Regions from separate parts of the Homo sapiens genome. Here region 2 is linked to region 1. A link is an interaction called in ENCODE POLR2A ChIA-PET data of the cell type or tissue named here. Cell type or tissue: MCF 10A. All regions are shown on one strand. Each heading gives the region's core, and the rest is flanking DNA. Links, peaks and the distances in the headings are about the cores only. Region 1 overlaps PHF20 (PHD finger protein 20). Region 2 overlaps PHF20 (PHD finger protein 20).

What was found. ChIA-PET counts read pairs that join two places held together with the same protein. Peaks named below come from ENCODE experiments on the same cell type or tissue, not always from the same donor. Only the 100,000 strongest peaks of a DNase experiment are listed, where the experiment ranks them.
Region 2: POLR2A ChIA-PET joins it to region 1 with 5 read pairs; 4 of 35 experiments call an interaction of 5 or more read pairs at or near these places.

Annotation. Positions count from the first base shown.
Region 1 is chr20:35,774,191-35,779,567 of GRCh38, forward strand. The region is part of intron 1 of PHF20 (PHD finger protein 20); the gene reads left to right. Among named protein-coding and RNA genes, the nearest start is that of PHF20, 4.9 kb to the left of the region's middle. In MCF 10A, for the core only: no CTCF peak of the experiment used is centred there; a DNase peak (open chromatin) is centred at 2,771.
Region 2 is chr20:35,922,960-35,928,336 of GRCh38, forward strand. It overlaps PHF20 (PHD finger protein 20), which reads left to right. Exons shown (of 18, transcript NM_016436.5): 14 at 4,821-4,920. Among named protein-coding and RNA genes, the nearest start is that of SCAND1, 29 kb to the right of the region's middle. In MCF 10A, for the core only: no CTCF peak of the experiment used is centred there; no DNase peak of the experiment used is centred there.

The DNA of each region.
Region 1 (5,377 bases), core at 289-5,288:
TCCTGCCTCAGCCTCCCGAGCAGCTGGGACTACAGGCACCCACCACACCGCGCCCGTCTAATTTTTTTGTTTTTAGTAGAGACGGGGTTTCACTGTGGTCTCGATCTCCTGACCTCGTGATCCACCCGCCTCCGCCTCCCAAAGTGCTGGGATTACAGGCGTGAGCCACCAAGCCCGGCCAACCTCTTGTCAATCTTTACCCCCAATCCTCACATTAAAATCTGCAAATATCTGGGACCTCCTATCTCTTAAGAGCCTCAATAGTTCTTTCTTTTGTGTTTCCTTCTGCCTTTACAGATCTTATTCAGGGCTTCTCAGCCTGAACCCCCAACCAGATTAATTTCTCCACAGCTGGAATTCCAAGTGCTTGGGGATAATGATACCTCTGACCTTTCTTCCTTTTGGGAAGTACTTGAGTGTGCAGCTGCATGAGGCCTCAGCAGGAGAGAGATTTTAGGTCCAAGAAGCTATACCAGTAGGACAAGGCAGGAAAATACTACACTTTCAGGATCAAGCCCCTCTGACTCTCATTTGGAAACTGGATGTTTGCTAAGCACCTGCTTCTTAAGGATGCCGAGGGATTTAATGATACTCCCAGAAACCTGGAGAGATTAATGGGGCCTATGGAGAAGTGCTCTGAACTCAGTGTTGGGACTTGAATAAAATTAACCATTGTCATGTTTTCAGAACAACTAAGCTGTTTTATATTTCATGTGCATGAAAGCCCTAGAACTAAGTTGTGTTATTTCCAGAAATGAAATAGATCCCACAGTTAGATGATGTGGCCATTAGGAAGTACCAAATTTATAAAAATCACTGGAGGTCTGTCTGAGCAGTACCTAATAAAATATAGTATACTGAAAGTGAACAGATACTTTGTCTCTTTCTTTGGCTGCTTGATACTTTATCTGTGTACTGCCGTACAGTGCACCCTTAAAGTATTCTACACCAGTGCTTCTCAAACTTGAATGTGCATGTAAGTCACCCAGGGGTCTTGTTGAAATGCTGATTCTGATTTGGTAGATCTAGGATGGGACCTGAATGCATTTCTGATTTGCAGGTGATGCTGATGTTACTGAACTACACTTTTAGTAGTGAGGTTTCATACACGAAGACAAAGTTTCTCTGTGAAAATAGGAAGGTGGTGGTTAGCCTTATATTTTTTTATTTTATCTTTATCCAGACACACATCCCTTAAAAGTTTGTACAAGGCCATAGTCCCCTTTATTAGTTATACTCAATTAGTTATTCTAGCACATAGCTTTTTAAATATTGGCCAAAACTGGCTGGGCACGGTGGCTCATGCTTGTAATCCCAGCACTTTGGGAGCTGAGGCGGGCAGATCACGAGGTCAGGAGTTCGAGACCAGTCTGGCTAACACAGTGAAACCCTGTCTCTACTAAAAATAGAAAAATTACCTGGGTGTGGTGGCAGGCACCTGTAATCCCAGCTACATGGGAGGCTGAGGCAGAATACTTGCTTGAACCCGGGAGGCGGAGGTTGCAGTGAGCCAAAATTGCACCACTGCACTCCAGCCTGGGCCACAGAGTGAGACTCTGTCTCCAAAAAAAAAAAAAAAAAAAAGGCCAAAACTTCTCCAGGAGTTTGGTTTCTGTGTGTATATATATATATTTTGGGTGGGGACAGGGTCTCATTCTGTCACCCAAGCTGGAGTGCAGTGGTGTGATCACGGCTTACTGCAGCCTCAACCTTCTGGGCTCAAGCGATCCTCCCCTCAGCCTCTTGAGTTTCAGGGACCACTGGCACGTGCCACCACACCTGGCTAATTTTAAATTTTTTGTAGAGATGAGATCTTGCCATTTTGCCCAGGTTGGTCTTGAACTTCTGGGCTCAAGCAGTCCTCCACCTTAGCTTCCCAAAGTGTTGGGATTATAGGTGTGAGCTGCCATGCCTGGCTATTGCCAAATTTAAATGGTTACATATTTCTTACTTGAATGTGAACATAATTATTGATATAGAATCATTCTAATAAATACTGCATAGCCAGCTTGTCTGTCTGGTTCCTCATCCTACCATGAGTAGGGAGTCTGTGATACCCCAAATCAGTGGGTCACAGGTGTTGGAATTTCCAAAGAGTCCTTCTTGGTTTTCTGGGTTCTGGAAATGGGCCAGGAAAAGCCAGGATAAAGCTATGTTCCCCGACCTCGAATGGAAGCTTCTGGCTTTCTCTAAATGGGTGCTCCAGAAAGACAAATGCTGGGGAGAAGATGATATTCTTTGATGGTGATCATGCTTTATGATGATCTTTCTCCTTTTGTACCCACATGTCTAATCTATTCTAAGTCTCAAGTGGGTTTTTCCTTTTTTCAAAAAATTTTTTTGGAGACAAAGACTACCTCTGAAAGTGTTTTTCCTTTCTAAGTGTGTTGGATCATCTGTACCTATTTCCCTGGCTGTCACCTGTCTGGCCCTCTTCCACGTGATCCTGTTGCCAGCCCTAATCAGGACAAACCTGAATGACTAGACTATTTTGTGTCCCTGTCCTCCTCCAACCCCTATTCCTCACATGAGTGTCAGATCCTATTCAGTAACGGATTTGATCTGGATTTGGCTCTAGTCCTAGCTCTTCCATTTACTGTGAGACCTCAGGCAAGTCACTTAATGCTATGGGCCTGCTTCTCCCCATTTGTAAAATGAGGGGCTGATGATCTGCAATGTCCACCCTGGCTGAATCTTGGTCGCTACCTTGCTTAGAAACCCCATTGCCTGTGGTAGCTTGTTGCAGCAGATCTGATTTCTTTCATGTGCTCCCTTGGGCAGCCTGCCAGTTATTCCCTTGTCCAAGTCACTTCTGCCATTATCTTTTTTTCTAGCTGAGGCAGCCAGCTTGTTCTCAACCCAACTTCAGCGTTCTTCTTGCTTCCATGTCTTCTTCCAGTTCCATGCTGTATTTCATTCAGAACTACCTGAAATCCTCAAAGAAGTCTTCCTGAGTTCTCCATTCAATGTTTGTGACTTCTCTGCCTTACCAAGAAGGAGTCTGTACCTTATATACCCCGTATTTACTTGTCAGTTCTCTTATCTAATGTATACTTAAAAAGGGACTTCATTTCCTCCATACCACAGCTTTGTTTTTTGGTTTGAATTAGCAGGGCAGGTGGCATGAAATTTAAAGAGGAAGCAAGCAGGTTGTTTGCCTTTGGCTGGGATTTGGGGAAAGTATGAGATGTAATGTTTTTAGTCCCCTTCCCCAAGATCTCCTGTATCTGTGGGAATCAGTTGCCTGGTATGTCTTCCTGGATTGTAAAGGTGCTTAAACTTCCTTTCTGAAGTTTGAAAGTGTATCCTAAGTGCAAATACCATTTGACAATTACTCGTGGTTGGGTGGGTGCAGTGGCTTACGCCTGTAATCCCAACACTTTGGGAGGCCAGAGTGGGAGGATTGCTTGAAGCCAGGAGTTCAAGACCAGCCTGGGCAACAAAGTGAGATTCCTGTCTCTACTCCCCCACCAAAAACAAAAAAGTAGTCAGGCATGGTGGTGCGTGCTTGTAGTCCCAGCTCCTTGGGAGGCTGACGAGGGAGTTCAGAGTCTGCAGTGAGCTAGGATTGTACCACTGCACTACAGCTGGGTGACAGCACGAGACCCCATTGCTTCCAAGTGCTCTTCTAGGAACACACAGCCACAAAACCCAGAACAAGGAATTGTTAAGGATAATGATAAGAAATCTGTATTTCAAATAACTTAACAAATGAATAAAACCAACAGTTCTTTGAGAGCACCTGATTATTGTCAAAGACAGTTGCTGAGGGGGCTTGGAAGTCAGGACTTAAAGGTATATTTAACCTCTGGAGTTTTCTTCTTTCATCATCTTCCTAAGAAATAATAGGGAGGATGTTTACATTTTTCTTGATAAAGTCTTTTTATTAATTTTATTTATTTATTTATTTTGAGAAAGGGTCTTGCTCTGTTGCCTAGGCTGGAGTGTAGTGGCGCAGTCTTGGCTTACTGCAACCTGTGCATCCTGAATTCAAGCGATTCTTGTGCCTCAGCCTCCTGAGTAGCTGGGATTATAGGTGCGCACCACCATGCCCAACTAATTTTTTGTAGTTTTAGTAGAGACAAGGTTTCACTATGTTGGTTAAGCTGGGACATTTTTCTTGATAAACATTCTTTAAACCAAAATGTATGCTTAGTCAAGATCCTTGATTGGATTATGAGCCTAGAGAAAAGGAGGGTGATGTCTTTGTCTAATCCATCTTTGCCAGTGACTGCCCCTTACAGGCTATTGACTATAGGGTAACCTAATGAAAATTGAGACAGGCACTGTGGCTCACGCCTGTAATCCCAGCACTTTGGGAGGCCAAGTCGGATGGATCACCTGAAGTCAGGAGTTCAAGACCAGCCTGGCTAACACACAGTGAAACTCCGTCTCTACTAAAAATACAAAAAATTAGTCAGGCGTGGTGGCAGGTGCCTGTCATCCCAGCTACTAGGGAGGCTGAGGCAGGAGAATGGCTTGAACCCGAGAGGCAGAGGTTGCAGTGAGCCGAGATTACACCACTGCGCTTCAGCCTGGGCAACAAGAGTGAAACTGTGTCTCAAAAAAAAAAAAAAAAAATTGAACCCTTAATTTGTAATAATGCTTTGACAACTTTGCTAGATCTTGGGCTAGGTCCTACCTGGACCTTCCTCTCTTTTGCCAAATAATGGAACTAATGAGCTGGCAGAAATCCTGTACAATTTTAGAAGCCTAATATGAGTGACTAAATGTAAATAGGACAGTTTTAGGAAAGAGTGGTGGAGCCTGAATCAGTGAACTTTGGGGAAGGAGCAAGAGGAGGGGCTTGGGATTTAAACAAAGGGTTTTTTTTTGTTTTGTTTTGTTTTTTGTTTTTTTTTTGAGGTGGAGTCTCACTTCGTTGCCCAGGCTAGAGTACAATGGTGCAATCTCGGCTCACTGCAACCTCTGCCTCCCGGATTCAAGTGATTCTCCTGCTTCAGCCTCCCAAGTAGCTGGTACTACAGGTGTGTGCCACCTCACCCTGCTAATCTTTTATATTTTTGGTAGAGACTGGCTTTCATCATATTGGCCAGGCTGGTCTCGAACTCCTGACCTCATGATCCGCCTGCCAGGGCCTCCCAAAGTGCTAGGTTTACAGGTGTGAGCCACTGCGCCTGGCCTAAACCAAGGTTTTTATTCAGTGATAGTTTATTCCATGTCAGGAACATAATTCTCAGATTTTAAAGGCTGACTTCCAGGTATCTTAGAAGGATATTTGGGGGTCTCTGTCCTAGTAGAGACCTGATTTTCAAGAGGTCTCTTTCTCATATGGAAAAAGTCCATAGCTGGTGGATTGACATTCCTTTCTTTCTTTTTTTTTTTTTGTTGAGGCGGAGTCTCACTCTGTCGCCCA
Region 2 (5,377 bases), core at 59-5,058, 150 kb after region 1:
CAAAAATTAGTTAATTGTGATGGTGCACACTTGTAGTCCCAGCTTCTCAGGAGGCTGAGGTGGGTGGATCACTTAAGCCTGGGCAGTCAAGGCTGCAGGGAGATGAGATTGTACCACTGCACTACAACCTGTTCAATAGAGTGAGACCCTGTCTCAAAAAACAAACAAACAAAAACCCCTAAACAAATGCGTATGGCTGTGTTCACATAATACTTTATTTACAAAACAAGTCAAGCTGGCATTGGCACATGGGCTGTAGTTTGCTGACCTTTGCCCTACAACAACAAGTATTAATATGTATTAAGTGTCCAACTCCAGTAAAGATTTTATAGCAGTTTTAAAAAGAAGCCCATTTTAATGGCCTAGCACTGTGGCTCACACCCGTAATCCTAGCACTTTGGAAGGCTGAAGCGGAAGGATCACTTGAGTCCAGGAGTTCAAAACCAGCTTGGGCAACATAGAGAGACCCCGTTTCTACAAGAAATTAAATAAAAATTAAGTAAATAAAAATTTAAACAAAGAAGCCCATTTGAAAGTTTTGGTTATTTTAAAATTCATATTATTTGTTGGTACCTAATGCACTGACATAATTCAAAGTCCAGAAAGCACACAGAGAAATACCTTATCCCCACCTTATCCCCAACTACCCATTCCGTAGAGTCAGCCCTTATCAGTTTCTTGTATATCCTTCCAGAAACATTCTATGGCTAAACAAACAATAGCAAATGTATTGTTTCCTTTTAAAAATTTTTTGGTAAAATACACATAACATTAAAAGTTACCCTTTTTATTTTTATATTTTCCTATTTTGAGACAGGATCTTGCTTTGTCACCCAGGATGGAGTACAGAGGCACAATCACAGCTCATGGCAGCCTCCAGCTCCTGGGCTCAAGTGATTGTTCCACCTCAGCCTTCTAAGTAGCTGAGACTACATGCACACAACATCACACCTTGCTAATTTCTTTAATTTTTTTTTGTAGAGATGGAATCTTGCTATGTTTTTCAGGCTGGTCTCAAACTCCTGGCCTCAAATGACCCTTCCTCCTCAGCCTCCCAAAGTGCTAGGATTACAGGTGTGAGCCACCCTGCCCTGCCTAAAAGTTACCATTATAACCATTTTTAAGTATGCAAGTCAGTGATGTTAAGTACATTCACATTGCTTTGCAACCATCTCTTTGTCTAAATGCAAATGTTTGCATTTTATGTATAGTATTTTCTTTTCTTTTCTTTTCTTTTTTTTTTTTTTTTGCGATGGAGTTTTGCTCTTGTCGCCCAGGCTGGGGTAGTGCAATGGTGTGATCTCGGCTCACTACAACCTCCACCTCCCAGGTTCAAGTGATTCTCCTGCCTCAGCCTCCCGAGTAGCTGGGATTACAGGCATGCACCACCACGCTTGGCTAATTTTGTATTTTTAGTAGAGGCAGGGTTTCTCCATGTTGGTCAGGCTGGTCTTGAATTCCCGACCTCAGGTGATCCGCCCACCTCGGCCTCCCAAAGTTCTGGAATTACAGGCATAAACCACTGTGCCTGGCCGCATGTATAGTATTTTTAACATCTTTTTTCATTTAGCAATATGTAAATTAAAAACCATTTTATTTTCTGCATAATGGTTGGATCACATTTTATTTTACTTTATTTTATTTTATTTTTTTGACGGAGATTCGCTCTGTCACCCAGGCTGGAGTGCAGTGGCATGATCTTGGTTCACTGCAACCTTCCTCTCCTGGGTTCAAGTGATCCTCCTGCCTCAGCCTCCTGAGTAGCTGGGACTACAGGTGTGTACCACCACACCTGGCTAATTTTTTGTATTGTTAGTAGAGATGAGGTCTCACCATGTTGGCCAGGCTGACCTCAGGTGACCAACTCCTGACTTCAGGATATCCTCCCGCCTCGGCCTCCCAAAGTGCGGGGATTATAGACAAGAGCCACTGCGCCTGGCCCATTTTTCTTTTTTTTAAGCTATATAAATATTTGATCCACCTGAAATTTTGCCAGGTATATAGTGAGAACTATGGCTCCCCATTGTACTAATACCATACCTCACTGTTTGAAATGCCACCTTTATTTACTTCATTTCTAAATGCATTTGAATCCTTTTCTGGTTCTCTCTTTCAGCGATTCATCTGTCTGTATATTTGCTCGTACAATTCTATTTTAATTATTGTACCTTTATAATATTTTTAAAATATCTGGTATGGCTAGTGTCTCCATATTGCTCTTTCTTTTTCACACATTTCCCAGCTGTTAATTTTAGAATTTTTTCTAGTTCTGAAGCTATTAATTTATTATTTTATTGAGACTTTTTTTTTTTTTTTCTGATATGGAATCTCGCTCTGTTGCCCAGGCTGGAGTGTAGTAGCGTGATCTTGGCTCACTGCAACCTCCGCCTCCTAGGTTCAAGCAATTTTGAACCTGCTTCAGCCTCCCAAGTAGCTGAGATTACAGGCGCCTGCCACCATGCCTCCCTAATTTTTGTATTTTTAGTGGAGATGGGGTTTCAAACATGTTGGCCAGGCTGATCTTGAACTTCTGACCTTAAGTGATCCCCCCGCCTCGGCCTCCCAAAGTGCTGGCTGGGATTACAGGCATGAGCCACTGTGCTTGGCCGGGACTACATTCTTTTTATAAATTAACCCAAGGATAATTGATATCCATATGTTAACTCTTGCTGTCCAGGAACAGGGTGCACTGTACATTGACTTAAGTCTCTGTGTGTGTTCTTCAAATAGTATTTACATTTTTTTTTTTTTTAGAGAGGCAATACATGCTTATGGTTATTCTTAGGTATTTTATCTTTTAGTTTGTTTATTATTCTCATTCATTTCTTAATTTAAAGGAATAATGTGTTTTAGCTACACGCACATGGAAAAAGTTATCATTGGCCAGGCGCGGTGGCTCATGCCTATAATCCCAGCACTTTGGGAGGCCGAGGCAGGCGGATCATGAGGTTATGAGATCGAGACCATTCTGGCTAACACGGTAAAACCCCATCTCTACTAAAAATACAAAAAATTAGCTGGGCATGGTGGCATGTGCCTATAGTCCCAGCTACTCAGGAGGCTGAGGCAGGAGAATGGCTTGAACCTGGGAGGCAGAGGTTGCAGTGAGCCGAGATTGTCCCACTGCACTCCAGCCTGGGTGACAGAGTGAGACTCCATCTCAAAAAAAAAAAAAAAAAAAAGTTACCATTTTGAAACTGAACTGTATTTGATTCATTTTTGGTGAATCCTGGTTTTCAAAACATGAAGTCATTGGTGAGACAGACTTTCATTTTTTTTTTTTTTTTTTTTTTTTTGAGACGGAGTCTCGCTCTGTGGCCCAGGTGGGAGTGCAGTGGCGCAATCTCGGCTCACTGCAAGCTCCGCCTCCCAGGTTCACGCCATTCTCCTGCCTCAGCCTCCCGAGTAGCTGGGACTACAGGCGCCCGCCACCACGCCCGGCTAATTTTTTTTGTATTTTTAGTAGAGACGGGGTTTCACTGTGTTAGCCAGGATGGTCTCGATCTCCTGACCTCGTGATCCGCCCGCCTCGGCCTCCCAAAGTGCTGGGATTACAAGCGTGAGCCACCGCGCCCGGCCGACAGACTTTCATTTTTAATTGTTAGTCTGTTTTCTGCTACTGACCGCCTTTTTGTCACTTTACATATCTTCTCTGAGCCTTAGTTTCCTCATCTGTAAATTGAAGAATCTAAAACAGATATCTAAAGCCTGTCTTCCCGCTCTGCCCACATTGATTCTGATGTGATTAACTTCCTAGAGGCCTTATATCTGCTCAGGGAAGCCCTCTTGATGCCAGGACCTATGTGACTCCCAGTGGTTGAGGACCATCTGAGCTCTGGATTTCTAGTCCCTTGTGGCCAGGCTGGTGGGCCACCATCAAGGTCATGTCAGGAAGCTCACTGTCCACCTTCTAGGGCTAATTTGTTTGGTTGGGTAGTTAAAGGTTTAGGGTCCTGGTTTGGAATTGCTTGAAGTGCCCTAGTATCTCCTCGGGAGTTCGCCTTTCCTTTTCATTCCCTCCTCTGGACCCTTAGCTCTCAGACCTACTATCCTCAGGCTGTCCACATGTCTCCCAGTGCAACCCTCATTGTCAACTCCCTCCTTTCCCTCTCTGCCTTCTGGCCCTCTCCCCCTGTCCCCTCAATACTCAGGGAAGGAAGTGGAGCCTTGGGTTGAAAGAACTGGTTTAGCAACGAGTCAGGTTATGTTCTTATCCACCTTTGCCTTTCAATAGCTATGTGATCTTTGGTAAGGTTTAGAGAGAATAAATGCAAAGTACTAACCCATGATTACTCCAGCAGGGGTCTTAGTGAATTGGTTTGCTCATTAGTGGTTAATAGTATTAATAGTAGCTTATTACATAAAGCTATGTGCTGGGCTCTGTAATAGGAGCTTTTACATATGACCCATTGAATCTTCACAAACAGCCCCAGGAGGAGGGTAGGAATTGTGTATCCCATTTTGCAGATGGGGAAAATAAAGCCCAGGAGAACTAACCTGTGCAAAGTCACACAGCTAATGAGTGTCTGAGCCATAATTCAAACTCAGCTTTAAGATGTCACTCGTGGGACTGAGGAACTGAATTTTTAGCTTACCTTGTTAATTTCAATGTAGAGCCACATGTGGCTAGTGGCTACCATACTGGACAGTGCAGTTCCAGATGTGTGGCAGCAGCTCAGTTCCACGTTAGTCAGGAGGGAGTGCTCCTTCCTCCCCTCTCCTTCTATCCTCCCATGCCCCTCCCCTCAGCAGGTGGGTCTTACTTTTGGATGGAGAACACCTTCTGAGTTTAATTTTTGTTGCTTCTTTAATTCTAACAGTGTGAAGAGTGCCAGTGCTGGCAGCATGGGGTCTGCATGGGATTACTGGAAGAAAATGTGCCCGAGAAATACACCTGTTATGTTTGCCAAGACCCTCCAGGTAGAGATTTCTGGAGTCAGGGATATAACAGTATGTAGCCTTTTCCTTGGCACAGCTGGCTGTGACACATTCTAAATGTCTGCGGTCTTGAGACTCATTTCTTCAGCATCGGCTAGACTCCAGCTCCTCCTCGCCTCTGTTGCTATCCTGCCTTGTGGCCAGCTATCCTGAACGTAGCAATAAGAGCACACGTGTGAAGGGGCCCACCTAGTGGAAGGCCTGGCCTTGAGCTAGAACTTTTCCTTTTCTTTAATTATGGTTTAAAAAAAATGCATGAGGCCGGGCGCAGTGGCTCACGCCTGTAATCCCAGCACTTTGGGAGGCCAAGGCGGGTGAATCAACTGAGATCAGGAGTTCGAGACCAGCCTGGCCAATGTGGTGAAACTCCATCTCTACTAAAAATACAAAAATTAGCTGGGCATGGTGACAGGCGCCTGTAACCCCAGCTACTTGGGAG